Regions from separate parts of the Homo sapiens genome. Here region 2 is linked to region 1. Evidence: read pairs that join two places in POLR2A ChIA-PET (ENCODE). Cell type or tissue: K562. All regions are shown on one strand. Each heading gives the region's core, and the rest is flanking DNA. Links, peaks and the distances in the headings are about the cores only. Region 1 has its middle 86 kb from the start of FGF3. Region 2 has its middle 30 kb from the start of LINC02753.

The links. ChIA-PET counts read pairs that join two places held together with the same protein. Peaks named below come from ENCODE experiments on the same cell type or tissue, not always from the same donor. Only the 100,000 strongest peaks of a DNase experiment are listed, where the experiment ranks them.
Region 2: POLR2A ChIA-PET joins it to region 1 with 5 read pairs; 2 of 35 experiments call an interaction of 5 or more read pairs at or near these places.

The regions. Positions count from the first base shown.
Region 1 is chr11:69,898,281-69,912,908 of GRCh38, forward strand. No RefSeq gene overlaps it. Among named protein-coding and RNA genes, the nearest start is that of FGF3, 86 kb to the left of the region's middle. RefSeq lists enhancers at 7,294-7,795, 10,995-11,496. In K562, for the core only: no CTCF peak of the experiment used is centred there; a DNase peak (open chromatin) is centred at 7,471; H3K27me3 peaks cover 76 bases.
Region 2 is chr11:70,028,441-70,043,068 of GRCh38, forward strand. It overlaps a transcript of ANO1 not described here. Among named protein-coding and RNA genes, the nearest start is that of LINC02753, 30 kb to the right of the region's middle. RefSeq lists an enhancer at 6,699-7,238. In K562, for the core only: no CTCF peak of the experiment used is centred there; no DNase peak of the experiment used is centred there; H3K27me3 peaks cover 1,983 bases.

The DNA of each region.
Region 1 (14,628 bases), core at 6,318-8,817:
CTCAGCAAAGGAGTAGATTCTGTGGCAGAAACCTCTGGAGAGGAGCACGACACCGCAGACATGCTGTGGACCAGGTGGCAGCTGCCAAGCAGATGGAACCTGCACCTGCCCAATTTGGCCAAAGAAGCCCCCATACTCTCCGTGAAAAAGTCTTCCAGAAGCTATTGTGTCCATGACCAAGTCTCTCTCACACACACACACACTCACACACACACACACACACACACAAAAGATCATTCTTGAGTCTGATTTGAAAACTAAGGTCAAATTCTGCAGAGGTATTTGAGTGGTAAGATAACACCCTAATATATATATATATATATATATATATATATATATTTTTTTTTTTTTTTTCTTTTTCTTGGTGGGAGGTGGGGACAGAATCTCACTCTGTCACCCAGGCTGGAGTGCAATGACACACTCTCAGCTCACTGCAACCTCTGCCTCCCGGGTTCAAGTGATTCTCCTGCCTCAGCCTCCCAAGTATCTGGGATTACAGGCACCTGCCATCATGCCTGGCTAATTTTTCTATTTTTTGCAGAGAAGGGGTTTCACCATGTTGGCCAGGCTGGTCTTGAACTCCTGACCTCAGGTGATCCGCCACCTCGGCCTCTCAAGGTGCTGGGACTACAGACGTGAGCCACTGTGCCCAGTCTGTATATTTTTAATTGAAGTGAATAGGACTTTGTTATAGATTTCAATCCATTCTTCACTTTCAATCGAGTGTTGTTTTTACATAAACTTATACCTTTGGAATGACTGTAGAATTATTAAAAAGTTGCTAGGATAGTGCTAACAGTCCCCACGTGCTCTTTGCCTCCATATTAACCTCTTACATAGCCATATAAACATTTAGAAAATGAAGAGACCAACATCAGTACAATGCTGTAGCTGAATTCCAGACTTTATTCCCGAGGGCTGCATTCTAAAGATGCATCCATGTTACAGGCATGGGGCCCCTGACTGTGCACCTGCTATGCAGTGCCTGCTCACTCTGCTGGGGGTGGACACTGGCTGAGGCCCCCTCCCCATTCTGGTTACAGAGCTGACACATTAGAGCTTCGCCTGCCTTCCAGCCGAGGAGAGAGCAGGGGAAGTGGCCTAGATATCTTTTTGCTATATTGATTTCCCACTGCTCTTTTCTGAAAGGTGTTAATGACCTCTAAGGCCATGATAGCCTAGACTGGCCGGTGGATGCAGTTCCACCAGGACAGCCCCAGGCCATCTGTGGCCACGTGGCTTGAACTGTGGCAAGTCCAGTTGAAGACATGCTGTGAGTGTAACATGCACATGGGATCTTGAAGACTTTGTATGAAAATAAGGCCGGGCATGGCGGCTCACGCCTGTAGTACCAACACTGTGGCAGGCTGAGGCGGGTGGATCACTTGAGGCCAGGAGTTCAAGACCAGCTTGACCAACATGGCGAAACCCTGTCTCTACTTAAAAATACAAAAAATTAGCCTGGCGTGGTGGCACATGCCTGTAGTCCCAGCTACTTAGGAAGCTGAGGCAGGAGAATCACTGGAACCCGGGAGGTAGAGGTTGCAGTGAACCAAGATCACAGCACTGCACTCCAGCCTGGGTGACAGAGTGAGACTCTGTTGAAAGAATGAGAAAGAAAGAAAGAGAGAGAGAGAGAGAGAGAGAGAGAGAGAGAAAGAAAGAGAAGGAGAGAACGAGAAAGAGAGAAAGAGGAAGAAAGAGAAAGGGAGGGAGGAAAAGAAAGAAAGAAAAGAAAGAGAAAGAAAAAGAAAGAAAGAGAAAGGAAGAAAGAAAGAGAAAAGGAGGGAGGGAGAGAGAGAAAGAAAGAAAAAGAAAGAAAGAAAGAGAAAGGAAGAAAGAAAGAGAAAGGGAGGGAGGGAGAGAAAGAAAGAAAAAGAAAGAAAGAGAAAGGAAGAAAGAAAGAAAGAGAAAGGGAGGGAGGGAGAGAAAGAAAGAAAGAGAAAGAAGAAAAGAAAAGAAGGAAGAAAGAAGAAAGAAAGAGAGAAAGAAAAGGAAAGAAAGAAAATAATAAACATGGACAATATCTCACAAATACTTAGATATCGATTTCATGTTGAAATGTTAATATATTGGGTTTATTGGGTTAAACAAAATATAGGGTTAAAATTAAGTTCACCTGTTTCCTTTTACTTTTTTATTGTGGCTAGTAGAAATTTTTAAATTACCTATGTGACCAGCCCCAGGAAGGGGAAGGTTTGAAAGGCCCCCTTGCCCTGGTCTAACCCCAACCAACCTTTGCTATCCTGCCTGAGTTGCGGCCACCAGCACACCCCTACCATCCTGCACCCAGACGGCAAACACAAATGCTGGAGTGACCACCGAGGGCTGGGATTAGACTACAGGCCAGCTCCCCAGGGCTGCGGAAGCAGAATGAGTGCCCAGCTGGCCAGCCGGGGTCAGTGACCAGCAGTGTATGGCCCCGGCCACCACTGGGGTGCCTGCTAGCTGCTGCTGAGTCATAGGAACAAGAAATTTCTTGGCCAAACTACAAGGAAACTGCTTCCCCACGGCTGGTGTCCCTATTTTGACAGTGGTCAATAGGTCACCTGCCGGTCACGTCCCCAGGAAACCCAGACTTGGAAGCTGTCACAGATGCCTGGATTACCTCCACTGCCAGAAAAGGGTGTGTGTTGGAGGGGGTGTCTTTCACAATATATTTTTAATTTTGACTACCTCAGAAAAGAACAAAGCAGGCCAGTTGTGGTGGCTCATGCCTGTAATCCCAACAATTTGAGAGGCTGAGGCAGGCAGATCACTTGAGGCCAGGAGTTGAAGACCAGCCTGGCCAACACAGTGAAACTCCATCTGTACTAAAAATACCAAAAATTAGCTGGGTATGGTGGTGTGCACCTGTCGTCCCAGCTCCTCAGGAGTCTGAGGCACGAGAATCACTTGAACCTGAGAGGCAGAGGTTGCAGTGAGATGAGATCGTGTCACTGCACTCCAGCCTGGGCAACAGAGCAAGAGTCTGTCAGAAAGAAGGAAGGAAAAAAGGAAGGGAGGGAGGGAGGGAGGGGCAAAAAGTAGGAATCATCTATATTCCTCACCCAGAATTAATCATTTTTAAGCTAATATTTTAATAGCTTACTTACTTCCTTAGTCTTTTAAAATATGTATTTATTATCTTGAAACCATAGAATGAATAGATAAGAATATGTTGCCCTGAAAAAAAAAACGAAGAGAAAATGGTATTACTAATCACGCTAAAGCTCCTTCCGCCTTCCCCCAACTCTCATCCACTCCCCCTTCCCAGGGAAATCCCCTCTGTGTATTCCAGGCAATGCGCTTCATTCCTTTAAACATAGCTATTGGCACCTGACTTGTTTGGGGGTCAGGTTCTTTCTTTCTTTCTTTCTTTCTTTCTCTTTCTTTCTTTCTTTCTTTCTTTCTTTCTTTCTTTTCTTTCTTTTCTTTTCTTTTCTTTCTTTCCTTCTTTCTTTCTCTTTCTTTGTTTCTTTCTTTCTCTCTTTCTTTCTTGCTTTCTTTCTTTCTTTTTTTTTTTTTATTTGAGACCAGGTCTTGCCATAACATCCAGGCTGGAGTGCAGTGGCATGACCTCAGCTCACTGCAACCTCCGTCTCCTGGGTTCAAGCGATTCTCCTGCCTCAGCCTCCCAAGTAGCTGGGATTACAGGCATGTGCCACCACACCTGGCTAATTTTTTGTATTTTTAGTAGAGACAGCCATGCTTTGCCATGAGGGCCAAGCTGGTCTTGAATGCCTGACCTCAGGTGGTCGCCCAGCTTAGCCTCCTAAAGTGCTGGGATTCCAGGCATGAGCCACCGCGCCCGGCCTTTTCTTTTCATTTATAAGACAGCATCACATCGTGTGTATTGTTTTCAGCTTGTTCTTCTTGAGGCAATGGGCCTGGTGTACCCTGAGGTCACACTCCTCCCACCCCCACCCCATCGCTGCTCCGGACAGTCGTCTGGGACAAGCTTTTCAGAGGGCAACGAAGCTGTGTCTACCAGTGTTTAAATGAGCACACCCTCTGAGCTGGCCTTCATGGTCTTGGAGTTAACCCCACTAATACCTTCCCACCTCTGCGCAGAGGCAGAGGCTCAAGGGTGCTGCTGCCACGTTGTTGATAGAAAAACAATAGCAACGAATGTGACAAATTATGACAACTGATGGAACAGACTTTCACGAAACCATGAAAAAGAACAAGCAAAATCTATCTGAGCAGAGCCAGAGATCTCTCGATAAGTCAGGCAAGACAGAGAGAGGGCACAGCTGGGCGCGCCAGGCCTGGCTGTGTGCTCCCCGGGATGGCTGTGCCTGGAGCGTGTTTGAGGACCCGTGAGAGCGCTGAACATGGACCCTTGAGGAAGTGGTGTGAAGGGAAACTACTTCCCCATGGCTTGTGTCCCTATTTTGACAGTGGTCAATAGGTCACCGGTTGGTCACGTCCCCAGGAAACCCAGACTTGGAAGCTGTCACAGATGCCTGGATTACCTCCACTGCCAGAAAAGGGTGTGTGTTGGAGGGGGTGTCTTTCACAATATATTTTTAATTTTGACTACTTCAGAAAAGAACAAAGCAGGCCAGTTGTGGTGGCTCACGCCTGTAATCCCAACAGCTTGAGAGGCTGAGGCGGGCAGATCACTTGAGGCCAGGAGTTGAAGACCAGCCTGGCCAACATAGTGAAACTCCGTCTCTACTAAAAATACCAAAAATTACCTGTGTATGCTGGTGTGCACCTGTCGTCCCTGCTACTCGGGAGTCTGAGGCACGAGAATCACTTGAACCTGGGAGGCAGAGGTTGCAGTGAGCTGAGATCATGTCACTGCACTCCAGCCTGGGCAACAGAGCGAGTCTGTCAGAAAGAAGGAAGGAAAAAAGGAAGGGAGGGAGGACCTTGTCTCTGGAAATGTGGTCCGGGGGTTCAGGTGCAAGGAAGGGAGAATTTCACACTTCCCGAAGCATGTGATTTTCTTCCGTCTAACCACACAGGAATGGTTTGCTTTTACTTAAGGACAACTAAGCACATCTCTGAGGAATGCCGCCAGCCCCAGGGCTGGGCACGGGAGTCTGGATGGGGTGGCCTTCATGGTCTCTGGCTTCACCCTAGGAACAGAACTGGCAGCCCAGAGGCCCCTCGAGGCCCTGCTCACTGCCAGGGCGGTTGGCCATGACAATTTGAATGTGGACATGTGGAGGCCACATGCCAGCTCCAGGCTCAGTCCGGCTGCTCCAGAAAGCCCAGCCTCCAGACATGCTATATCCTCAGGCCTCCTCCAGGGAAGCCCAGGAGGTCAGGCCCAGGTGACCCGTGGGCAGCCCCCGGAAGGGGCTTCTTTTTCTCTTTTCCTCTGATGGACAAGGAAGTAGAATGTGCAAGAGTTAATGCTCGGCCAGGCGCAGAGGCTCACGCCTGTAATCCCAGCACTTTGGGAGGCTGAGGCGGGCGGATCAGGAGGCCAGGAGATCGAGACCATCCTGGCTAACACCGTGAAACCCCGTCTCTACTTAAAAAATACAAAAAAAATTAGCTGGGCATGGTGATGGGTGCCTGTAGTCCCAGTTACATGGGAGGCTGAGGCAGGAGAATGGCGTGAACCCAGGAGGCGGAGCTTGCAGTGAGTGGAGATGCACCACTGCACTCCAGCCTGGGAGACAGAGCGAGACACTGTCTCAGAAAACAACAACAACAACAAAACAACAACAACAACAACAACAACAAAATAACAAAGAGTTAATGCTGAAGCAGATCTCTGAATTCCGAGGAGCTTGGGGAGCAGCCCAGCTCCACCCTGTATTAATGAGGGGCCTGGGGCAAGTCTCTAGCCTCAATTTCCTCCTCTGCAAAATGGGGACAGTAACCACCTCACAGGACACAAAAAGGACCTAGGACTCGTCACTGGTGGTGATTGCCAGGCTTGTCCTTTGGGGGACTTCACGTCCCCAATCACCTCACTCCCTCTCGCCTTGTCCCCCTACCTTTGAAAAAAAAATATAAAGACAAGAGCCAGGCAAAGAGTCTCACAGGGGCTGTGAGCTCAGGACCGCACGTCATCCCACTCATCTGAATCTCTAGGGCTGGGAGCCGGCAATCTTCCTAGGCATATTGATTTGAGAAGCTTCCTCCCAGGATGTATGGTCAAACCACAAAGCGCACACGGGACATGGTGGGTGATAACCCACACCAGGCAGAGCCACGACCCTTGCCCCATGCTGCCTGGCAAGAACTGACCCAGCACCCTCTAGAACCCTCTAGAACCCAGGGCTTGGGGTCCCAGTGGAGCAGCAACATCAGCCCCGCTCCCCACACCAAGCTGCTCCCACAGCCTCTGGCTTCCATGGGGATCTCTCACCTTTGTAGCTTTGGCTGGAGTCTGCTCTCAGCATCCAAGGGTGCTGCCCACAACCTCGTCCCAATTTTTCATGGAGACCACTGTCCCTCCCCAGGTGCTGGTGGGCAGTATGGGCCCCCCCATCCACACAGTGTCCCCAGGTTCCAGTGGACGGTGTGATCTCCCCAATTCCCACAGTGTCCCCAGGTCCCAGTGGACAGTGTGGCCTCCCCCATCCCCACAGTGTCCCCACTTCCTGCTGGATGGTGTGGCCTCCCCATTTCCAGTGTCCCCAAGTCCCAGTGGATAGTGTGGCCTCCCCATTTCCACAGTGTCCCCAGGTCCCGGTGGACGGTGTGGCCTCCCCATTTCCACAGTGTCCCCAGGTCCCGGTGGATGGTGTGGCCTCCCCATTTCCACAGTGTCCCCAGGTCCCAGTGGACAGCGTGGCCTCCCCCATCCCCACAGTGTCCCCAGTTCCTGGTGGATGATGTGGCCTCCCCATTTCCACAGTGTCCCCAGATCCCGGTGGACGGTGTGGCCTCCCCATTTCCACAGTGTCCCCAGGTCCCAGTGGATGGTGTGGCCTCCCCCATCCCCACAGTGTCCTCTGGGCAGGCCTGGGTCAGGCTGCATTCCTGACCCTGAGGTGTGGAACTCTCTCTCCCTGAGCTTTTGCAGAAACGTGGGGGCAACTTGCTCTCCTTCTGCAGGACTCAAAGGTGGGAGATGCTGGCCTAGAGCAGCCAGAGGCTTCCTACCGGGTGACGGGGAGAGGGTGCCTGCCCCAGAGTGAGGCCAGCAGAGACCAGACTCACAGAACAACAGAGACCAGCCACTCACTCAGCTGTGAGCCAGATGCACATAGTCTGTTTGAGGTGATTTCTTCACTGGCTACCAAGAAAAAACAAATAAAAATACATACAAAGCCCACTGGGCTGAGTCCTCCACCTGGAGAAAGCACTGCAAATGTCACCAGTGTTCAAGGGTCCTCCTCCCCCATCCAGCCCCCATCCCACCACCTTCTGCTGTGCGTCCCACAACCCTGTTCCCTAGGGGAGTGGTGGGCACAGAAAGCCCTCGGGTCTGTCCTCTTATCTTTTGCAAGCCTAGCTGGCCTCTGCTCCACCCCAGGCCTGGTTCTGGAGCACGCGTGTAGAAATGGGGCTGGCTGCTACGGCGGGCTTATCTGGGCCTGCAGGGCCGCCTTATCTCCCACAGCTTCTCATTGCCAGTCACTGGTTTATGCTTTTATGAGTGCAGTTTGCTCCTTCTAGGGAAGCACTGAGCGATCTCTGAAGGTGCCTGGCCATGGGGGCACAGGGTTCCTTCCTCCTAAAGCGCTGGTCCCATGCCAGCCCTGGCTCTGCAGCTGCTGTGGGTATCTTGCATGGGTGGGTGCCTGAGTGGAGGCTGTGGTGGTCTCAAGGGGCTTTTGCCAGAAGTGATCAGAAGAGGAGCCTTCAGGAGGGAAACCCCAGGTGGCCCCCACACCTTCTTTTGTTTGCCCATTTGATCTGCCCCACACCGGACACACTTTGATCTCACCAGCCCAGTCTCTAAGGTCCTGCCTGAGAGGGTGGGCCAAGTCCTGCACTGGAAGCTGGGAGGCTGGAATCAGATCTTCACACTGTGCCTCCACTGTCCTCTGAGCCTCAGTTTCCTCACCTGTAACATGAGCAGAAAGTTTGCAGCCACCTCGCCTGGCAGGATGGCCATGGGGAACCACAGGAGGGGAGGGGGCAGCGTCGAGGGTCCCATGGCCAGCCAGCATGGGCCAACCCATGTGTCACAGTTCATAGAAGGTCTTAGGAGCCTGGTCCCTCCCCCTCCCCCTCCCCCCAGGATGTTTGTAGGGTGAGGCAACCGGCAGGTGCCTGGTTAAGCCCTGGGGTCTGGAGAGCGGTTTCTAACTCCAGGCCCCTGTGAGCTGCCAAGACCTCCACCTCCTCCCTAGGGCCCCCGGGGGTCTGTTTGCTCTGTCTGCTTTTGAGAATCAGATTATAATGGGAGCCTGGGTCAGTTTCTGGATTTGTGGCCTCAGGACCTCCCAGAAGGAGCAGAGCTGAAGGCCAAGAGCCTGGCTCCTGTCCTGTCCTGTCACTTACTGCCCTGTGACCACAGGCAGGTCACTGCACCTCTCTGAGTCACAGCTTTCTCATCTTCCAAGCGGGGAGAGTCCTTGAAACAGGCTGCAACCATTAGATTCATTCATTCAACAAATATTTGCTGAGCATCTACTATGTGCCAGGCATGTGTGCTGGGGACACAATAGAGATCTAAACAGACAACAAACAAGATATTACTTTTAATGACAAAACTGTTTTGCCATTCATTTTAATGGCAAAAACTTTTAACAGCCATTACTTTTAATGGCAGAAACTGCAATTATTTTCGCACCAACCTAACACATAAGTAAAATGTATGGTGATGACACAAAGCAGGAAGGTTCAGTAGGGAATGGAGACAGGCACGTCTGGGGTGGAGGTGGAAACTCAATTTTCAATCGTGTGGCTAGGAAAGGCCTCTCCAAGGCAGGCGACAACTGAGTCAAGACCCAAAAGAGATGGGAGAGTGAGATGTGGAGATTCTGGGGTCCAGACACAATCACGGCATGAGCTAAGGCCCTGGGACAGGAGCTGGTGTGTGCAGAGAATGGCAAGGAGGCCAGAGGGACAGAAGGTGAGGGATCAGTACCAGGTCCAGAGAGGAGGTGGAAGGGGCAGGTAACTGGTCATGGTATGTCTTTGGCTGTGAAGCCAGTGGGATGGAGCCTGGGGGATTCTGAGCCCAAGAAAAACAGGATGGGTTTATGGGCTAGGCATCTTGCTTTTTTTTTTTTTCACACAGGTGACAACATTCTGTCACCCAAGTTGGAGTGCAGTGGAGGAATCCCAGCTCACTGCAACCTCCACCTCCCAGGCTAAGCCTTCCTCCCACCTCAGCCTCCTGAGTGGCTGAGACCACAGGTGCACACCACCATGCCCAGCTAATTTTTTTGCACTTTTTGTAAAGACGGGTTTTTGCCATGTTGCCCAGGTTGGTTTCAAACTCCTGAGCTCAGATGATTCACCCACCTCGGCCTCCCAAACTGCTGGGATTACAGGTGTGAGCCACCACGCCGTGCCTAGCATCTTGCTTGAGAGATGAATTCACCGCTGGGTAGAGTAGACTGAAGGGGCGGGCCAGAAGCAGAGGAAGCAGGCAGGAGGCCCCTGCAGCCACTCGGGCCACAGTTGGAGCTCAGAGACTAGAGGCAGCAAAGAAGGAGGTGGGGCCCAGCGGCTGCACACTGGGCCTCCATGGAGGCCAGAGCAGGTTGGCGGATGGACGTCCATGCTGGGGCTGCAACCCAGAGGGGACACAGCGTCGAGCCTGCATGGGGGACCAGGCACCATTCTATGCATTTCACATGTCCTAGACTCAGAATCCTTTCTACCAAGAAGGTACTCTTACCACACTTTCAGGGTGGGGAAACTGAGGCAGGGAGCGGCCACAGAGCTTCAACTTTAGGTTGGGCCCAGCATTCATGCCCCTCAGGGCTCCTGTCCCTGACAAGGAGCTCCTGGGAGGTGGTTTTCCTTTAAAACACTGCTGAGCACATACCGTATGTGGGGCACTGGGGTGTGTCTCATACAGACCTTTTCTTGTTTCACCTTCATCCCCACTCTGTGATCTGCAGGGCCGCTCAGTAAGCCCAGAGGCGGACACCAAAACATGAGAAGTATTAAAAAATGTTGTTTTTTAAAAAATTCATAAAACACACAAACACCAATGTAGCCGGAACTGACATTATCATGTAACAATATTTTTATCATGAATTTTGTATGGGAGGTATAGTGGGTTCAACTACATCCCCCAAAAGATACATCCACCTCTTAACCCCTGGAACCTCAGAAGCTGGCTTTGTTTGGAATCAGGATCTTGCAGATGTAATGAAGGTGAGGATCCCTAGCTGAGATTCGTCTGGATTAGGGTGGCCCTAAATGCAATGATGTGTGTCCTTATAGGCGAACAGGAGAAGAGACACAGAGACAGGGCACAGGAGAAGGCAGAGGCTGGAGCATCTCAGCCACGGCCAAGAAACGTCTGTAGCCCCAGGAGCTGGAAGAGGCAGGAATGTCCCTCCCCTAGAACCCTTGGATGGAGCGTGGCCCTGCCGACACCGTGATCTCAGACTTCTGGCTCCCAGGCTACAAGGGAATGGATTTCTGTTCTAAGCCACCAAGCACGTGGTCATTCGTTACACATCACGGGAAACTCATACGGGGGGTGTGCACCCAGCAATTTGAGTCTGTGAAGTCTTAACCCAGCTCTGGGTGAGGTGAATATGTTTTACAGGTGCAGGAAACCGAGGTCTATAGAAAACCAGCACCTTGCAAGCGCCACCATGCTGGTCAGCTCTGATGTGGCCAAGGCTGGTGCCAGGGTGAGGCGAGGGTGACCTGGACTTTGGAATCCCTCAGCCCTGGGCAGGTCTCTTCATCTCCCCAGGTGGCCACTTATTCATCTGAAAAATAGGGCTAGCCCCGGAGACGGTGGGGAAGTTGCAAGGAAGGAATCATGGCTGCGCCCCCGCCGGGGGCTGGCCCAAAATTAGTGCTCCAGAGCACTCATAGTCCACCCTGAATAATGATGCTAACTGTAAGCACTTACTGTGCACGGGGCCAAGCCCCTGACCTGCAGTGGCACAGGTAAGTGTCACAAAAAGTGGACACACGTGCTGTTGGACGCCAGCTCCTCTCTGGGTCACCATGAGAGATTCCTGAACCTCAGCTCCCTTGTCAGCGCCCTTCCAGGAGGGAGGGAGGTAGCAGCACTACCCCCATCTAACAGAGGAGGAAACTGAGGCACGAGAGATGAAGACACTGCCCACGTCACGCTGCTGGTCAGTGACAGAGTGGGACCGGGTGCAGTTGTCCAGCAGTGCACCTAGATGGGGGAGAGGAGCTTGGTGAATATTAAAAGAGGTTTTGTCTGGGAACAGAGAGGCGGCTGCTGGGTGACCCCAGCCTCCCATCCAAAGGCGGGCTGTGGGGTGACTGGCTGGACCTCCTCCAGACCCTCCCATCACACGTGTGCTCAGCCGGCTCAGCCAGCAGCAGGCGCCCACCCACCACGGGCCCCTTCTCTGAGCCAGCGTGCACAGCTTCCTGGAAGGGACACGGAGCGCACAGATGTGCACAGCAGGTGGCCTGTTCTGCTCTCCCTCCAGCCAGACAGGGCCGGGACCCAGGACTGGCAGGAAGACCTGGCCAGCCATGGCTGTGAACACTGAGGAAACACTTCCCGGAGCAGCCAGGGCCCTGGGAGCTGGAGTCGATCCCCACATCTGGGCTCCTCCTGGAGCCAACCAGGGCTGTCTGGAAGCCTGTAGGGAGATCCACCGAGGTTTCGGGAGAGTCAGTGCCCGCCCACATCCCCTGGCCCCAGGATGAGGCCGTGGCTCCCCACAGTCCCTCCCACAGGAGCCTCTCGCCCTCCCACTCACACAGTGTGGCCAGGCATGGTGGCCCAGCCTGCCCTGAACTAAGAGCTTCTGCTCGGTCCCCAGGGGCCATGGCCCTTCTGTTAGGGGCTGCCGCCCTCCTCTTGCCCACTCCCCACACCCCGGGGTCCCTGCAACAGGCCCCCACCCAAAGGGCCTGAAAGTCTCCACAATGACATGATGGCCAGCAGAGGGCGCATGGCCCTGGGGACCTCGACCCCTCTCCAGGGGACACCCTCTCTGGCTTTAATTTCTATTTTAAGGTGGGCTGTGACTATCATAAGTAGGTGGGGGTGAGACCTCAGCAGCAGTCCCAGCCGAGGGGTCCTGGGGATCCCCAAGTGCTCCTGAGGCCCGGGACAGGCCCCTCAATGTTGCCAGGAAGTCCCACGGGCCCACGTCTTCCCCTCCAGCTCTGTGGAGCGGGTGCTGTGCCCTCGTTTACTGACAAGGAGGCTGAAGCTCAGGACTCTTACGGTGACACAGTGAGGGCTGGGTGTCCACCAGACATGGGCCCACAAGACATCCTCAGTGTGGGTGCTGACGGTCACTGAGAAGCCCTGGCCCAGTGGAGCTTGTGGTGGGACGGAGGGTGGGGGTCAGTGTCTAACCACAGGCCCATCCTAGCAGGACTCCAGCAAAGACACCTTCCATAGGGTTGGGTCCTTCCCCACCCCTGGGAGTCTTGACCAGTCCCAGGAGAGGCCACTTTCTCCCGACCGGGTCCTTTACCTCTCTGCCACTGTCTCCCTCCTGACAGGGTCCTTTACCTCTCTGATCCCTCCTGGTAAGGGAAGTAGAATCATTGTCACTGAGGCAGTCAGGAGAGCAGCTCCCCCAACCTTGGCAGAGAAAGGGACAGTCCCTCACCTGCAATCCTTCTGCCAGCCCTGGCTTGCGTGGTGTCAAGGGACATGAGCTTGGGGAGGCCACTCATTCCTTCTCCCGGACGGAAGATTTGGGTGGGAGGCACCTCCTAAAAATGACGTTTGGGCAGCAGACATGATGAGGACAGGGCCTTATGAGTCCCCTCCCCAGGACACCTCAAGACCACTCGGCCAGGAATGCTGACGTGCCATGCACATTCACTTGGGATCCTGAACCTCCCTCCCAGGTCTGTCCTTCCCCCTGGCCAGCAGAAGCCACCAGGGGCCACTCCTTCCCTTCCCCTGAGAGGTCAGAAGCAGCGTGTGCTGCGTGAGCCAGCCCGCAGGCTCCGGGCAGGTCCGCCTGGATCTGAGCTCGGCAGTACTGGGTGTCTGCAGCGAGGGCACACGGGGCCATGAGGGGTTTTCCCCAAATCTGAAAACAGCCCCTTCCGCAGACGGTGCCTGGGAGGGGAGCCAGAGGGAGCAGGTCCAGAAGGACGGGACATCGCCACCGGCTGGACAGCACTGAGGAGGCCGACGGGAGAGAAGGTCACACCTGACTGAAGCAGAGCTGGCAGCCTGGAGATCCCTGATTCTCTCCTCCCAAGTGGGGGGACAGGAGGTGGCGGAGGCTGCAGCGGCCCCAGAGAGCAGGGCAGAGCAGAGTGCTGGGCCCAAGCAGGAAGGGTGGGTTTCACTCGGGAGCTGCAGGCACCGCGCCTCGCAGGACTCACTTTGACCACAGTGGGAGGATGCATCGGCCCCAGGGAGGCCAATGGGGAGGCCAGCGTGAGCTCCAGTGGAGGTGCTGGCACCCGGACCTGGGGCTGGGCGCGGGGATGGTGGGAAGCGAGCATTTAGATTTAGGAGGTTGAGTGCCCAGGGTGGGGGTGTTGGGGGATGTGGCCCTGAAATGCCAGCTGGTTTTGGCTCTGGGCCAGGCCAGGGGCCGAGGGGGGTGGACCCAGGACAAGAGTCCCATGCCCCACCTGGCATTCCTGCAGGGGGAGGCCAGGCAGAGAGGCACAGTTTTCTGGCTCCAGTGAAGCGGGGGCCGGCAGTGTCTTCTGCTGGGATGCGATAGAGATGTAAACAGACAACTAACAAGATAATTAAGTAAAACGTGTGGCGATGACAACAAACAGGATATTCCATAAGGAATGGGGGCCTTGGGTGAAGGTGGCCCAGAAGGTGAAGTGGGTTTGGAGGGAGGGTGCTGGTTCCGCTTTGGGAAGACACAGAACTCAGGTTCCAGAGGACACACAGGTGGGACCTCCCAGTGGGCAGTTAGACCAGCGGACCCCAGCCGGGGGAGCGACCTTCACATCTGCTCTCCCTGCTGTGGCCCTGCTGGGGCCACAGTGTGCACATTGCCATCTGCTGCCCACCTAACAGTGGCCCACTCTGGCCCTTCCCCCTCATCCCCTACTATGTGGAGCCACATCGTCCCAGCCCCAGCACTGGCCCTGAGTCCCCTGGCCTTGGCCCAGCTGGCCTGGCTAGGACGCCATGTAGGGCAGTGTCTCCTGAGGACGGAACCTGCACTTGGTCACCCTCAGGGATGCCTGGCACACAGTTGGCGCTCAGTACATGTCCGATGAATGAGAGCCGCTCCGTGGACATGCGGCAGAGGCAGCACATACCGAGCCATCCCCTGGCTGGAACAAGGGCCCAGGTGGGGCGTGGATCACTTGCCCTGGTGTCCACCTGACTTGACCCCAGGCCTGGCCCAGAGCCAAAACCAGCTGGCATTCCAGGGCCACAGACCCAAGACCCTAAAGTCCACCCTGGTTGTCTCCATCAAGCATCTCCTGTTTGTCCAGAGCTGTGAGCCCAGGGCAGGTGAAAGAGGCCGAGCCACAGCCCTGCCGTGGGCCCAGGCCGGTGCACGAGTGGGTCACGCAGCAGAGGGAGAACCGGATGTGGTCTCTAAATGGAGTTATGCGTTGAGGGACTCGGATGGCACCAAGGCACAC
Region 2 (14,628 bases), core at 7,318-9,817, 130 kb after region 1:
GCTCCTTCTGCCCTCCCCCACCCCCAGTTCTACTGCCTGATCCCTGACAGGCCAGCACTGAGACTTTAAAATGACTCAATTGATGGTCTCTCCTGGACAGACACTCCCTCAGCTCCATCATGTCTGAATCCCCAAAATCCAGCTCCTGAGTCTTCAGGCTCCCCAACCCCCACCACACCCCAGAGCTGAAGCTTCCCCTCCTTCTCCTAATAGGGCCTCCTTCCTCCCTGTCTGGGTCTTGAAGGGCGCGAGCATAGCAGGGGCAGACTTGGGTCCTCTGCTCCGTGCTCTGACAGATCGTGGAGGTGGGACCGCCTCTCTGTCAAGCCAGATCCTAAGTTTCTGGTGTTTTGCTTTTTGAGATGAAATCTTGCTTTGTTGCCCGGGCTAGAGTGCAATGGTACGACCTCAACTCACTGCAACCTCTGCCTCCTGGGTTCAAGTGATTCTCCTGCCTCAGCCCTCCAAGTAGCTGGGAAGACAGGCGCCCACCATCACGCCTGGCTAATTTTTGTATTTTTAGTAGAGATGGGATTTCACCATGTTGGCCAGGCTGCTCTCGAACTCCTGACCTCAGGTGATCCACCCACCTCGGCCTCCGAAAGTGCTGAGATTACAGGCATGAGCCACTGCGTCCAGCCCAGATCCTAAGTTTCTTGAAGGCAGGGCTCTGCTGGGTCCCTGGCAGCCCCTGTGGGTGCTCGATGCATGAATGGCACAAGCTTCACTGGGGTGATGGGTGAGCAAATGAGGCACGAGCAGAGCCTTCCATGCCTGGTGGTGGGGTTGTCCTGTGGTGCTTTCCCTCCTTTGCAGGCAAAGGGGCACCCTCTTCCCTCTGCACACAGGCCTGCTCTGCGCAAAGATGAGGCCTCCCCCATGAGCTGGGCCTGTGCAGTTGCCCTGCCCAGGGGAGAGCTGACTCATTCACAGCCCTCAAAAGCCCACTCGGCTCATTTGCTTCAAGAGCCATTTGTAGGGGGTGTTTCCTGGGGCCAAGTGCTGCTGCCAGCTGAATTGACTGGTGCTGGCTGCTGGCAGGGAGGAGTCTCCACCCCCAGATGACCTCAATCCTTTCTCCCAGCAAACTTTCAACCCACCAGTCACTGTAGCCTGATCAGGGTCAAAGCCATGAAGGTCACGGCCACGGCACAGGCCTCTGAGGGCGCCCAGGTGCTCTGGAGGGACAGTGTGTGTCCCGCTTCCTGCAACGACTGTAACAAATTTCCACAAACTGGTGGCTTAAGACAGCAGAAATGTGTTCTCCCACGGTTCTGGAGGTGAGAAGTCTGGAATGAGAGTGTGAGCAGGCCACACTCCCTCTAGAGGCCCTGGGGCAGGGCCCTTCCTGCCTCTTCGAGCTTCCCGGGCTCCAGGCGTTCCTCAGCTTGAGCTGCATCACTCCAGCCTCTTCCTCGGTCTTCACTGGGCCTTCTCTCTCCTCTGTGTGTCTGTGTCCTGTGTCCAAATTTCCCTCTTCTTATAAAAACTCCACTCATTAGATTAGGGCCACTGGAGGAGTGGGTCAAGAGGGCACTCCCCTCTGGGGAAGGCAGGCTGGCACAGCTTTTTGGAGGGAGGCAAATGGCTCCTAGGTGGTGCCACCAGGAGGGGTGGGGAGGGTACCTTTGCTCAGGGCAGAGGGAAACAAAAGCAAAAACCAAGTCCTGCTTGTGGGAGGCCCTGGCCCTCTCAGGGAAGCGAAAGTTGCTCAGTCTCCAAAAACACTTGGCCTGAGATGACCGAAGACGCCTTGGGGGCTGCAGCCCAGGCTTATTGCTTTGGAAGTCACCGGCTGTGGGAAATTGGCATCTGGAGCCGAGAGCCAGCCAGGGCTGCTGATGTGGCTGCCGGGGATGAGGACTGGGCAAAGGTATCGGGTTCTCCCTTCTCAGCCCATAAACCGGACTCCTTGAGCCCAGACTGTAGCTCGGAGCTGCTATGTTGGTTTCCTGGGGCTGCTGTAACAAATGAACACACACTTAGAGGCTGAAAACAATAGAAATTCATTCTTTTCAGCCCTGGAGGTCAGAAGTCCACAGTGAATCTTAGGGGGTAAAACCAAGTCATCCGCAGGACTGGTCCCTTCACAGGCTCCGTCCCTGCCGCTTCCAGATTCTGCTGGTGTCAGCGACGCTGGGCTGGTGGCTGCATTACCCAGCTCTCTGCCATGTCCTCTCTGTCATCAGCTCTCCTCTGCCTCTTGTGTTACAAGGGCTCTTGTGGTGACATTAGGACCCACCCGAATAATCTCCCCATCTCAAAGTCCTTAATGTCATCATATCTATTAATACAAAGCACTTTTGCCACGTAAGGCCACACAGTCACAGGTTCTGAGGATGGGAACATGGACATCTCTGGAGGCCAATATCCAGTCGATGGCCACCCCTCCACCAGCTGGAAGGATCCCACAGAGGCAGAAGGAAGAGAAACACCCCCCGTTTTAATTGACAAACTGTGGTTTTATGCATTCACGAGGTTCAATGTGATGTGGTGGTTTCGTTTTGTTTTGTTTCTGGCTTGAGACAGAGCCTCACTCTGTCATCCAGGCTGGAGTGCAGTGGCACAATCTCAGCTCACTGCAACCTCTGCCTCCTGGGTTCAAGTGATTCTCGTGCCTCAGCTTCCTTAGTAGCTGGGATTACAGGCATGTGCCACCATACCCAGCTAATTTTTGCGTTTTTCGTAGAGATGGAGTTTCACCATGTTGCCCAGGCTGGTGTCGAATTCATGGTCTTGAGTGATCCTCCCACCTTGGTCTCCCCAAGTGCTGGAATGACAGGTGTGAGCCACTGATCCAGGCCTCAATGTGATGTTTTCATATATGTATACAACATGGTATCATCAAATCAAGCTAATTAGCATATCTATCACCTCATCCTCCTTTCATTGTTTGGGGTGAGACATTTGAAACATTTGAAATTCTCTGCTATTTGGAAATGGGTAATAGCATACTATTGACTGCAGTCCCTCTGGTGTGCTATAAGTGGAAAGGCCCCGTGCCTCCTGCCTATCTGAAACTTTGTATCCTTTGATTGGCAATTCTCCTTCCCTCTTTCCCATCCCCTTGCCTCTGGTTGCCCTGGTTCCACTCTTTACTTCTGTGAGTTCAACCTTACTAGATTGCACACATTCAAGGTGAGCCGTTGAGGGCCAGAGTGGGGACCAAGAGACTGGTGGGAGGGAGGGACCTCGTGCCCAAGCCAGGGGGATGAGGGTACAGAGATGAGCAGGATAGTCTCCAAAGACCCCTTCAGTGCTCTGAGGCGCAGTGGCTGTCACTGCCGCTGTCACTACAGGTGTTGACCGGGCACCAGGGCACACCTGAGCACTGGCCAGGCCGCCAGCCGACTCTCAGGCATCAATTTCCTTGGATGCTTCCGACGTACATCCACACTGGCCAGCAAGCCTCCTCTGGCATCAGGGAGTGTCCTTCCTGCCTGCAGAAGCACCTTGAACTCCCGGGGCCCAGGGAATCTGTGTGGCACCGGTCCCCTCACTGGCACCCAACCCCCCCTCCTCACGGTCCATCATTTACTCACTGCTTCGTTGGACATATTCACTGTGGCTACTCTGTGATAGGCCCTCTGCAGGGTGCCAGACACTCAGGGAGAGGACAGACGTGGCCCCTGCCCATGAAGCTTGCAGTCCAGGGAGGAAGGAGGAGGCAGGAAAGGACCTGGGCTGTTAGAACCATTTCCAACTGTGGTCTGTGCTGTGAAGGACGGAAATGCAGGATGAGGTAGTGGGTCCTGGGAAGGCTGGGGCAGCATGACCCCAGATTAGGTCTGATCATCTCCTCTGTCAGGAGAGAAGCAGTCTCATTGTGGACGGACTGCAGGCCCAGGGCTGGGAAGGGCCTGGCAAGTTTGAGGACCAGAAAAGAGACCCCAGTGATGGTCGTCGGGGAGAGGCGGGTGCAGGCAGGTGCCCCTGGGAGAAGCTGGGAATCTACCTCAAAGGCCCAGGGCAGCCTTTTCAAGTAGCTGAAGAAGCTGGTGTGATTCTGTCTGGAGAGGACTCCCTGGGTGGGGAGAGGAGATTAGTGGGAAGGGAGCAAAAAAGATGGGAGAGTGAGCAGAGGGAGGCGGGAGAGGGGGGGGGTCTCTGAAGGGTAGAATCCGCAGAACCCACTGTGAAGGGGTGGGCAAGGGAGGAGCCCACAACAGTGTCTGAGTGGCCAGTGGTGCCGTTTACTGAGACGAGGCCCCCGGACTGTGGCTTCTGCCCATCTGGAAGAAGGAAGAACAGCTCCAGGGTCCTTGCGCTGATTTAACCTCATCTGTTCATCTGGGTGTGAAGGAGAGCTGCCTTTTTTGTCTTCAAATTGGGAAGATGATGCAGGTTCTTTGTAAAAGAAAAAACAGAACACATAGGAGGAGGAGGGAAAGAAGTGGAGGGAAAGAGGGAAAGTAGAAGGGTGGATGGAGGGAGAAAGAGAAGGAGGGAGAGAGAGAAGGGAGAAAGGGAGGAAGGAGGAATAAATGAACAGAAACTGAACCACCACAGAAGGAATGAGTGAAAGCCTCCCTGGGTGAGGACCAGGCACACGGCGTGCCCGGTTCCCTTATGGATGCTCTTTCACGTGGTACAAATTTGCACAGGTCCCTTTAACGACATCTTGTGATCTTGTGTCTCCAGCTCGATGGGTGTGAGCCAGGGAAAGACAAGAGCTCGGTGATGTAGATCCAGGGGTCAGGCTCCGGGTTTGGGGCCTTCACGGGGCGGTTTCACTTGATCTTCTCATCAGACCCTGCCAAGGGACCTGCTTGCTCCCGTTTTCCTGACAAGGAAGCTGAGACTTGGGGAAATGAAGTCATTTTCCCAAAGCCATAGAAGGCGCAGGTGGGACTGGACCCAGCTCTTCTCTGTGGTTCCAACAAACCCTCCAAGATCGAGAGTCTACATCAGCAAAACCCGCTTTCATTCATGATTCACTTCGCCACTGAGTGCGTATCTGTTCCACTCCTGCCTATGAGGGTCTGTGGGAATGTGAGGATGAATTCCACCTCAGTTCCCTCCAGGCTCCTGCCTTGGGTCTCTGATATCGTGTTGCACTATGATGCTTCTGTGTCCCCTCCAGCCTGAGGCGTCTATGAGGACAGAGAATAGCTTTCTCTTCTCCCTGTGGCCTTATGGTTAGCACATGCCTGGTGCATAGTAGGTGGTCGGCAAAGCTTTGTTGGATGGATGGCTGCAGGAGCACATGGATGGGGGATGCCTGCCTTCAAGGAACTCACAGATGTATAGAGCAGGGGATGGCAAACTCCCATCCATAGGCCATTTGTATAAATCAGACTTTATTGAAACATGGCCATGCTCATTCATTCCATATTGTCTGTCTGCTTTTGCATTAGAGTGGAGTCATTGCCAAGAGGCCAATACAGGTTCGCTTCGTGGGTATGTGACCTGTACAGTTGTATAGTTGTATGGGGTCTGTGTCACCATCTTGAACATCTGCTGTCACTATCTTGACCATCTGCTGTCACTATCTTGAAATAAGTAAGAATTCATACAAATGGCCTATGGATGGGAGTTTGCCAACCCCTGCTCCGTACATCTGTGAGTTCCTTGAGGGCAAGCATCCCCCATCCATGCGCTCTTGCAGCCATCCATTCAACAAAGCTTTGCCAACCACCCACTACGCAAACCCTGTAATTTCATTGCGCATGGAGCCCCACCCATTACGTAGCAGGTCCTCTGCATATGAACCATAAAGCCTAAAAATCTTACCATCTGGCCCTTTACAGAAAAAGTCAGCCGATACCTAGCCTAGAAAATCAAACAGGCCCCTGACTTATGACAAATTCAAGCTAGAAAGTGCCACATGCTGTCGGGAGGGGCAGGCACAGTGTCTCAGGAGTCTGCAGGACAGAGAAACCCCTCATAGCTGAGGGGCTCAGGAAGCTTTCTAGACGTGATGACTGCAGCAGCCCTGGGCACCTTGAGGCATCCGGCGGTTGGGTGGAAGACACAAATATGGACAGACCACAAGGGCAGCTCAGATACCACCATGCCAGGAGAGGGAGTCAACCTTTCTTCTTTCATGATCAAAGCAAAGTATGTAAAAAACCAACAAAAATTATTCATCTAGAAGAGAAGAGGAGCAATTATGCATTGATTTCTGTCCACCTGCCCTGGCATTTATTTTGCTGTTGTAGCCGCAAGCTTGGATGGTCTCTACTGCAGGAGAGGGGCTGGCTGCAGGCACTGCATATACAGAGGATATAGGCAAAGGGCATCAGAAGGAGAAAATCCCTGTGAGGATGAGCAGAGAGCTAAGGCACTCTTCCCAAACCCCCCACATAAAGAAGCGCAAGGTTCTGCACAAGTGATAGTTTAAAATATTGGGGCTTTTGCACTTAACGCAAAAGACAAAGACAAAAAAGAACATTTGAACACACAGGGGCAGCCAGAGGCAGGAAAGCCTGAACAGAGCCCAGCAGGGACTCTGCTTAGTCAATATTTGCTGTATTGACAAACTATTGTTCTTGCCGCATCCCAGACCAGGAAGGGGCAGAACAACAGGATCTAGTGGGCCACACCTTCCTCTCTGCAGCCAAGTGGGCTCCTATGTTGGGGGACCCCATGGGACTCGGTGCTGTTAGACACTCCAAGGACCAGGGGTGCAGTGGTACCACAGCCCCTCTTGGCCAAGCCTCCTTTTCTTTCCTGGAAATCCCCAGTGGGGCTGTGCACAGGGAAACAAGGTGCTGCTTTCCAGCCAGCCGAGAGCTATGACCCGTGGAGCTGCCTGGCAGCGGGACCAGGGCTAGTGTCAGGTCCAGCCCTCCAGGAGGATTGTGTCCACCCATGCAGACATCAGCTGCCGATGGCCAGCTAGGAGTGTGTTGGGAGAAGACTCAGCAGCTGAGCGTGTGGAGAGAAAAGGAAGGGGCCAAGCCCTGCGCTGGCGAACTTTTCACTTATTATGACCCTGCTTTTTTTTTCTTTAAGCAAAACCAAAATAATAATTCATTACTTTGTAGATTATTTCTTCTTTCTATACATATTACCTGACCTTTGTCCTATTCTTGCAAATTCTCAACCATTTTAACTGGTAGCCCAGTAAGCTGTTGCTATATATATATATATATACTTTAAGTTCTGGGATACATATGCAGAACGTGCAGGTTTGTTACATAGGTATACAGGTGCATTGGTGGTTTGCTGCACCCATCAACTCATCATCTAAGTTTTAAGCCCTGCATGCATTAGGTATTTGTCCTAATGCTCTCCCTCCCCTTGCTCCCCACCCCCTGACAGGCCCTGGTGTGTGAGTGCCCATGTGTTCTCATTGTTCAATTCCCACTTATGAGTAAGAACATGCGGTGTTTGGTTTTCTGTTCCTGTGTTAGTTTGCTGAGAATAATGGTTTCCAGCTTCATCCATGTCCCTGCAAAGCATATGGACTCATTCTTTTTTATGGCTGCATAGTATTCCATGGTGTATATGTGCCACATTTTCTTTATCCAATCTATCATTGATAGGCATTTAGGTTGATTCCAAGTCTTTGCTATTGTAAGTAGTGCTGCAATAAACATACATGTGCACGTGTCTTTATAGCAGAATTATTTATCATCCTTTGGGTATATACCCAGCTGTAGGAGTCTCCTGAGACTGTTGTAACAAACCACCATCAACTGGGGGCCTTCAGCAACAGAAATTTATTCCCTCACCATTAGGAGGCCAGAAGTCCAAAATCAAGGTGCCAATCAGGCCACACTCCCTTGGAAGGATCTGGAGTAGAATCCTTCCTTGCCCCGTACAGTCCCTGGTGACTCCAGGTGTCCCTTGGCTAAGGCACATCACCCCAATCTCTGCCGCTGTCTTTACCTGGCCTTTTCCTCTTCTACCTGTGTCTCTCCTCTGTGTGTCCTTTACAGTTGTCCCTGGATTTGGGGGTCACTTGGATAATCCAGGGTGATCTCATCTTGAAATTCCTAATTACTCTATAAAACCCTCATTTCAAATAAGTTCACGGTCACAGGTTCTGAGGTTAGGGCATAGGCTCAGTTTTCTGGGGTACTGCTCAGCCCACTGGTAAGGAAGGCCTGCTCGGTGACTCTTCCTCCTTGACAATAAAGACAAAAAGGGCTGAGGACCCTCTCTCTTCTATGCTGGCCCTGATGTCTGACTGTGTGTGGTTTGTTTGTGTTTTTGTTTTGTTTTGTTTTGTTTTTTTAAGACAGAGTCTCGCTTTGTCGCCCAGGCTGGAGTGCAGTAGCACGATCTCGGCTCACTGCAAGCTCCACCTCCCGGGTTCATGCCATTCTCCTGCCTCAGCCTCCCAAGTAGCTGGGACTATAGGCACCCGCCACCACACCCGGCTAATTTTTTGTATTTTTAGTAGAGATGGGGTTTCACCGTGTTAGCCAGGATGGTCTCAATCTCCTGACCTCGTGATCTGCCCGCCTCAGCCTCCCAAAGTGTTGGGATTACAGGCGTGAGCCACCGTGCCTAGCCTGTATGTGGTTTTTTACATGCCTGCCTTTCTCTCCCGAGGCTGGGGCCATGTCTCAGGCATGTCTGTGTGCTCAACATCTCAGGCAGCAGCTGTGCCTGACTGTCACTCAATAAACATGTGTGCAACGAACAAATGAATGACTTGTAGGGTTCCTTCCTCTCTCATCTGTCGGCCTTTAGTGCCATCCATCTTCCCTAACACAGAAGTCCCTGCCTTCAAGAGGTACACCCAGGTGGAAGTGCCTCTCGGAACTCCACCCTGAGAAATCCAGCTTAGGCGGCCCAGCCTGTTTTGCTCCTCCTGATTGAGATTTGCAGGCAGGGAAGGACAGGTGTGACAGGGACCTGGGCAATACTCAGTGGAGCAGGGCAGGTGGGGGTTTGGAATTGGTCTCAGGAGCTGTTGGGAACTGTGGAGAAAGAGAAGAATTGGGATTTGGGAATAGTTAATGTATAGGGGTGGTTGGAACAAATGAGCAAGATATGATTACAAATGGGGCTATGGAGGACCAAGCTCACCTTCTGAGGACACCACACGCAGAAAGCAAGCAGAGAAAGGAAAGGCAGGAGACCATCGCGGGGCAGAGGGAGGCCCAAGCATGAAGGTGGGTCACAGACGCCAAGGAAGGACCCAGGTGGCCTAGTGGGAAAACACAACCTTCAAGGGCAAGCCAGCATGGATGCAAACCTGCCTCTACTGCATGACAGCTGAGGGGTCCCTGGGAGAGGCGCTCCCTGAGCCTCAGCTTTGACTTCTGAAAAGGTTGCTTGAAGACTTGAAACTCTATACCCGAAGCACCTCATGGAACAGCTGCCAGGAAACCCGGTTTTTTCTGCTTGTTGAGTACTCACTAGGCGCTGGGCTCTGGGCAAGTAGTTTACCACATAGTCATTTGACTCTCACATCAACCCCTGGGATGAGCACAATTACTGCCATTTGCAGCTGGGGAAACTGAGGCAGGTAAGAAACTTGTCTATGGTCACTCATCTTATTCCATGGCAGGGTCTTGAATTACAACCCAAGGAGAAAGCAGTGAACTGCTACTCCTGCTGCAAAGAAAAGGTGAGTGAGCATGAGGATTAAAACGTGACTGTCGTGGCCAGTCGCAGTGGCTCATGCCTGTAATTCCAGCACTTTGGGAGGCTGAGGCAGGAGGTTTGTGTGAGGAATGGAGAAGTTCTTCTTCAAAGTTTCTTAAAACCATAAAGAGCTTGTCATTTCTTTGCTCTATGCATATCTATATATGTTCCAATGCAGCTGCTCTGACTTGACCTGGCATTCTTGGACAAGGTTAAGCAAGACCCAGACCATAGTGCATGCCATTCCTTATTTGGAAACCCTCCTGACCCTCTCATGACTAGCTTCCTCTTTTCTTTGTTCTCTTTCCCCTTTGCCTATTTAGAAAAGTTTCAAGCTGTTAGCCAATCGGGTCAAGCTTAGAATGTGAGGTCCCATTCCGACCAATGGAAATGTGACACAGCCATAGGACAATTGCATCAGGTTACAAAGATTATAAACATCCCCATCTCCTTTGTTCGGGTGTGCTCTCACGGCAAGACTGCTAGTGAGCAGCACCCTTTCTGCAGAAAGTAAACTAGCCTTGCTGAGAGATCCTTTGTCTCAGTGTTGATTTTGCGACACCGAGCACCCATTTCCAACAATTTGGTGGGCCATACAGGGACTCTGTTTCCCCTCTGGGACAGTCCTTGGTCCTCTCTTGTGGGGAGGTGCCCTGCCACCCTATTGCAGTGGCCCCCAGGGAGAGAGCCAGGACTTACCTGGTGCAAGAAACACATTTGGATTCTCAGCAATGCAGGGGAGAAGGAGAGACTTTCAAAACCGCAGGACCAGAAGACCTCGTGCATGAGCCAAGGTAGGAAAAACCTCAGAGGAGCAGTAAAGTACTTCCTTGATGGTCAGTTCTCGAAGGGAATGTGTGTATGAGTGAATGGTTTCAGTTAAGACAGAGTGAGTGTGAGAGGAGTGTGTATAACCTTCGGGAGAGAAAATAGAAGGGGGAAGGGTTATCTCCCAGGGAAAAAGCAATACAGGAGAAAAAATGGAAGAGAGAAAGGTTATCTCTCAGGGAAAAAGGATACAGGCAAGATATTTCTGGGGTAAGAAATTTAGCCTTAAAAAAGCCATTAAGGATAGGACAGGCAAGACATCCCTGGTCTGGAGGATCTGGGGGATTGAGTCTGCTGGGAAAGGTTTTCATCCAACATGGGGAATACTTCTAGTAAGTCTGGAATAGGAAGTAAGGCAGGTAACAAAGGAGATCAGAGTGATCGAATCCTTCCTGATAGTCCTTTAGGACTCATGCTTAAACACTGGAAAGAGAACAAAAGGACCAAACATAAGAAAAAGCAACTAATGATTAAGTACTGTTGCTTTCTTTGGACCCAAGAGCTTATTTTGAAACCTGCCATCTTCTGGCCGAAATATGGCTCAGATGAAGACCAGGTATGCCAACTTTTAATAATGTATGTTAATAGCAAAACTCCTGCATCCTCAATTATGCCCTATGCTGGCAGCAAGGGCAGGTTTCTCTTTATCCCTTGAAGGACTTAAAACAAGAAATAGATGCAGGCAAAAAGTCAGAAAGTATCCAGTAGGACCCTTTAAACCATCTTCCCCCTTTTCTAGTCCCACCTCCCCTTCCGCAGGTGGTAGTCCTACCTCCCCTTCCGCAGGTGGTAGTCCTACCTCCCCTTCTGCAGGTGGTAGTCCTACCTCCCCTTCCGCAGGTAGTAGTCCCACCTCCCCCTCCACCTCAAGTGACTATTCTGATTCTGGAAGAGGGCGTCCAGAAGTCCCTGAAGAGCATGATCGCTGTCATTTCTCTTCAAAATGAGGACTCCAAAGAGCAATAGAACAATGCAGAAAGGATATTCAGAATCTTCCCTTTCCTCCCACTTCCAAAGAGCCAGCTTTTCAGCTCTTTCCTCTAAAGGAAGTGCCACAAGGTGGGGGTGCAACTGGATTCATAAATCCCCCCTTAACTGCTCCTGAAATTCAGGGTCTAAAGAAAGAACTCAAGCCTCTGCTAGATGACCCAGAAGGAGTAGCAGAGCAAATCGATCAGTTTTTAGGTCCCCAACTATATTCCTGGACCAAATTAATGTCGATCCTGGGTATTCTCTTCTCAAAGGAAGAGTGAAACATGATTCACAGAGCTGCTATGGCAGCCTAAGAACGTGATCACCCTGCCAGCCAAGATAATCTGGCAGCGGATACCAAATTCCCTGCTCAAGACCCACAATGGGATAATAATAATGCAGCTCATTGGGAAAATATGGAAGATTTGTGTGAGCTAATCATAAGGATTAAAGAGTCTGCACCCAGACCACAAAACCTTACTAAGGTTTTGTGTCTTACTAAGGTTTTGATGTGCAGCAAGAGAAAGACAAAGGGCCCATGCACTTTTTAGACAGGTTGAGAGAACAGACGAGAAGGTATGCTGACTTAGATCCTAATAGTCCTCTAGGGCAAGGTATGTTAAAATTACATTTTGTTACAAATTATTGGCCAGATATTGCAAAAAAGTTACAAAAGATAAAGGAGTTCGAGAGTGGCCTGGCCAACATAGTGAAACCCGTCACTACTGAACACATAAAAATTAGTCGGGCATGGTGGCACGCACCTGCAATCCCAGCACTTGGGAGGCCGAGACATGACAATCGCTTGAGCCTGGGAGGCGGAGTTTGCTGTGAGCCAAGATTGTGCCACTGCACTCCACCCTGGGTGACAGAGCGAGACTCTGTCTCAAATAGAATAAAATAAAATGTGACTATTGGATGAGGCAGTTCAGAGCCCGGTCGAAGGACACTGACTGCTGCAGCACGATCTGTGAAGACAGGTCAATCAGAGCAGATGGAGCTGCCTTGGAAAGGAGACTATGAAGCCATCTGAAGGCCAGGGCTATGAATGAACAGCTGCACAGATTCCATGTGCTGTCAGAAAACAGAACTTAGAAGAAAAGGTGTAAGTCTTAAAGAAGCCATCAGCAAATGTCAAGTTGAACAAAGAACTTTCTAAGCATCATAGCTCGAGGGCCCTGTCAGTGGAGAGGTTCTGGGAGCTTGGTGGGGACCTGATGGACAGGGTTCAGGCACTGATTAAGGTTTAAAGAAGGGGGACTCTCCATTGCCCTCCAGCCCTGAGACTCCATGAGGCTGTGATGCTTTGGGGCACACCCACCCCACCCCATGTGTGACAGTAGGGGCAGGGGATGCCGACCTCAGCTCCCCTAAATCACAAGCAACATTGGCAACCACATCACATTTCAATTTATCTGCAAAAAAATAAATGGGTCTTGTGAGTGCTATTTGGCAGTTGCAAACAGGAGAGGGCAAGTAAATTAATGTTTTCTGTGAACCTTGACCCCTGGATCACAAAGCAAGGGTTTACCCCTCATACCAATATTTACTCTTTTTATTCGATATTTCACATCTGGGTTTGTGTCATTGATTTTTTGCATGGGGACATTTATACATGGAATATTGAGATTGGAGATTTAAATTTACACACGCACAACTATTTAGGCTGGGGGAAAACTGACCTCTAGACTCACACACACATTTAAGTGATGGTTTAAATTGCCACATTTCATCCAGTTGGCAGAACTATGTAGAAAGAACTAAACTGACTTTCATGAAAAGATGTGAGCTCAAATAACAACAACAGCAGCAACATAATAGCAGTAGGTATTCGTGTAAGCACCACAGGGGCAGACATTTTTGTCTGTTTTGATAGCTGCTGTAATCCCCAGCATCTAGAACAAACCCTGGTGGGAAGGAGGTTCTCGGTGAAAATATGTTGAAAAAACAGTAATCCTGCTGTACTTCCTTCCCTATTAGTAGAGGATGTTGGAGGAAATTTTCTGTAACCTGCAATGTTTTCTTTCAAGAGGAAAGAACAGGGGAACTCTCCTCAAGTTCCTGGTTATTTTCCTGCTGTGGGTTAAACGCATATGTCTTTAATTTCTATTTTTAAAAATTTACCAACATACCATCAGCAATAAGCATGCCTATTTACTTGGATTGTGGCTTCTAACTATCATTCTCCATAAAAAGGAACTAGGGCACCTCAGAGAAATGACTGATACCTGGGCTGAGGTAGGAAAAGCACAGGAGAGGCTTGAGCATCAGTGTGCATGAGAAAGCAGGGGTGAGCTCGATGGTCGTAAGAACACAGCAGAAGGATGCATGAGAGGCTCGCAATTCTGACCATAATGTAGTAACAGGGGTCAGACTTAATCTGTCCCTTCCCCAGCCTTAAGCAACAAACAGACAAAATATAGGAAGCAGTGGCTTTGAAATGTGGGACAGCAGCCCTGAGGCAGCTCAGGGCTGATTCCTGAGAAAAGTGAAGCAAACAAGTTGAAGGCATGAAAATTGTCCAATCTTCCTTCCTAGAGGTAGTTTTCAGGCTGCAGCACAGGGAGAGGAACTCAGGCAGCCAAGCAGTCTCACTGTATTGAAGACAAAAAGATTAGAGTTCAAGGAGCCCAAAAAGTTAAAGTGTGTGAATCAGAATACCCAAGAGGGGGATGTTGCATTCATGCATGCGTGCGTATGCACGCACACACACACATACATATACACAGAGAGAGAGAGAGAGAGAGAGAGATTGAGAGATTGAGAGAGAGAGAGAGAGAGAGAAATCTGCAGAGAGGTGCCCTTAAGTCTTTGGCTGAGTACTAATCTACATAAGCATGAGAGGAAACTACCCAGGGCTAGGGAAAGAACCACCAGAAGATAGTAGATTCAGCACTTCTGAGGGCTTACAGAGGGCTGGGAATAGCTCATGGTCTCACCAGCTGAGGTGAAAAGATCCACAGGGCATCACTGAGCAGGATTCCCAGAAGAGTATCATCGGGATTCAAGGCTTCTCTGTATCTGCCCTATCAAAGTGTAGGAGCAAACCCTGAATGGATTCGATGGATTCTAAGCAACTTAACTGCATGCTCATACAGATTCTAACACGAATTAAAGAACAAGCAACAAAATCTAGCACTCAACAACATAAAATTTTAATGTCTGGCATTTAATAAAAAATTAGCAGGCAAGCAAAGAAGTGAGAGAATATGACACATAACTAAAAGAAAAAATAATCAATAGAAACAGACCCAGAAATGAGACAAATGATAACACTGGAAG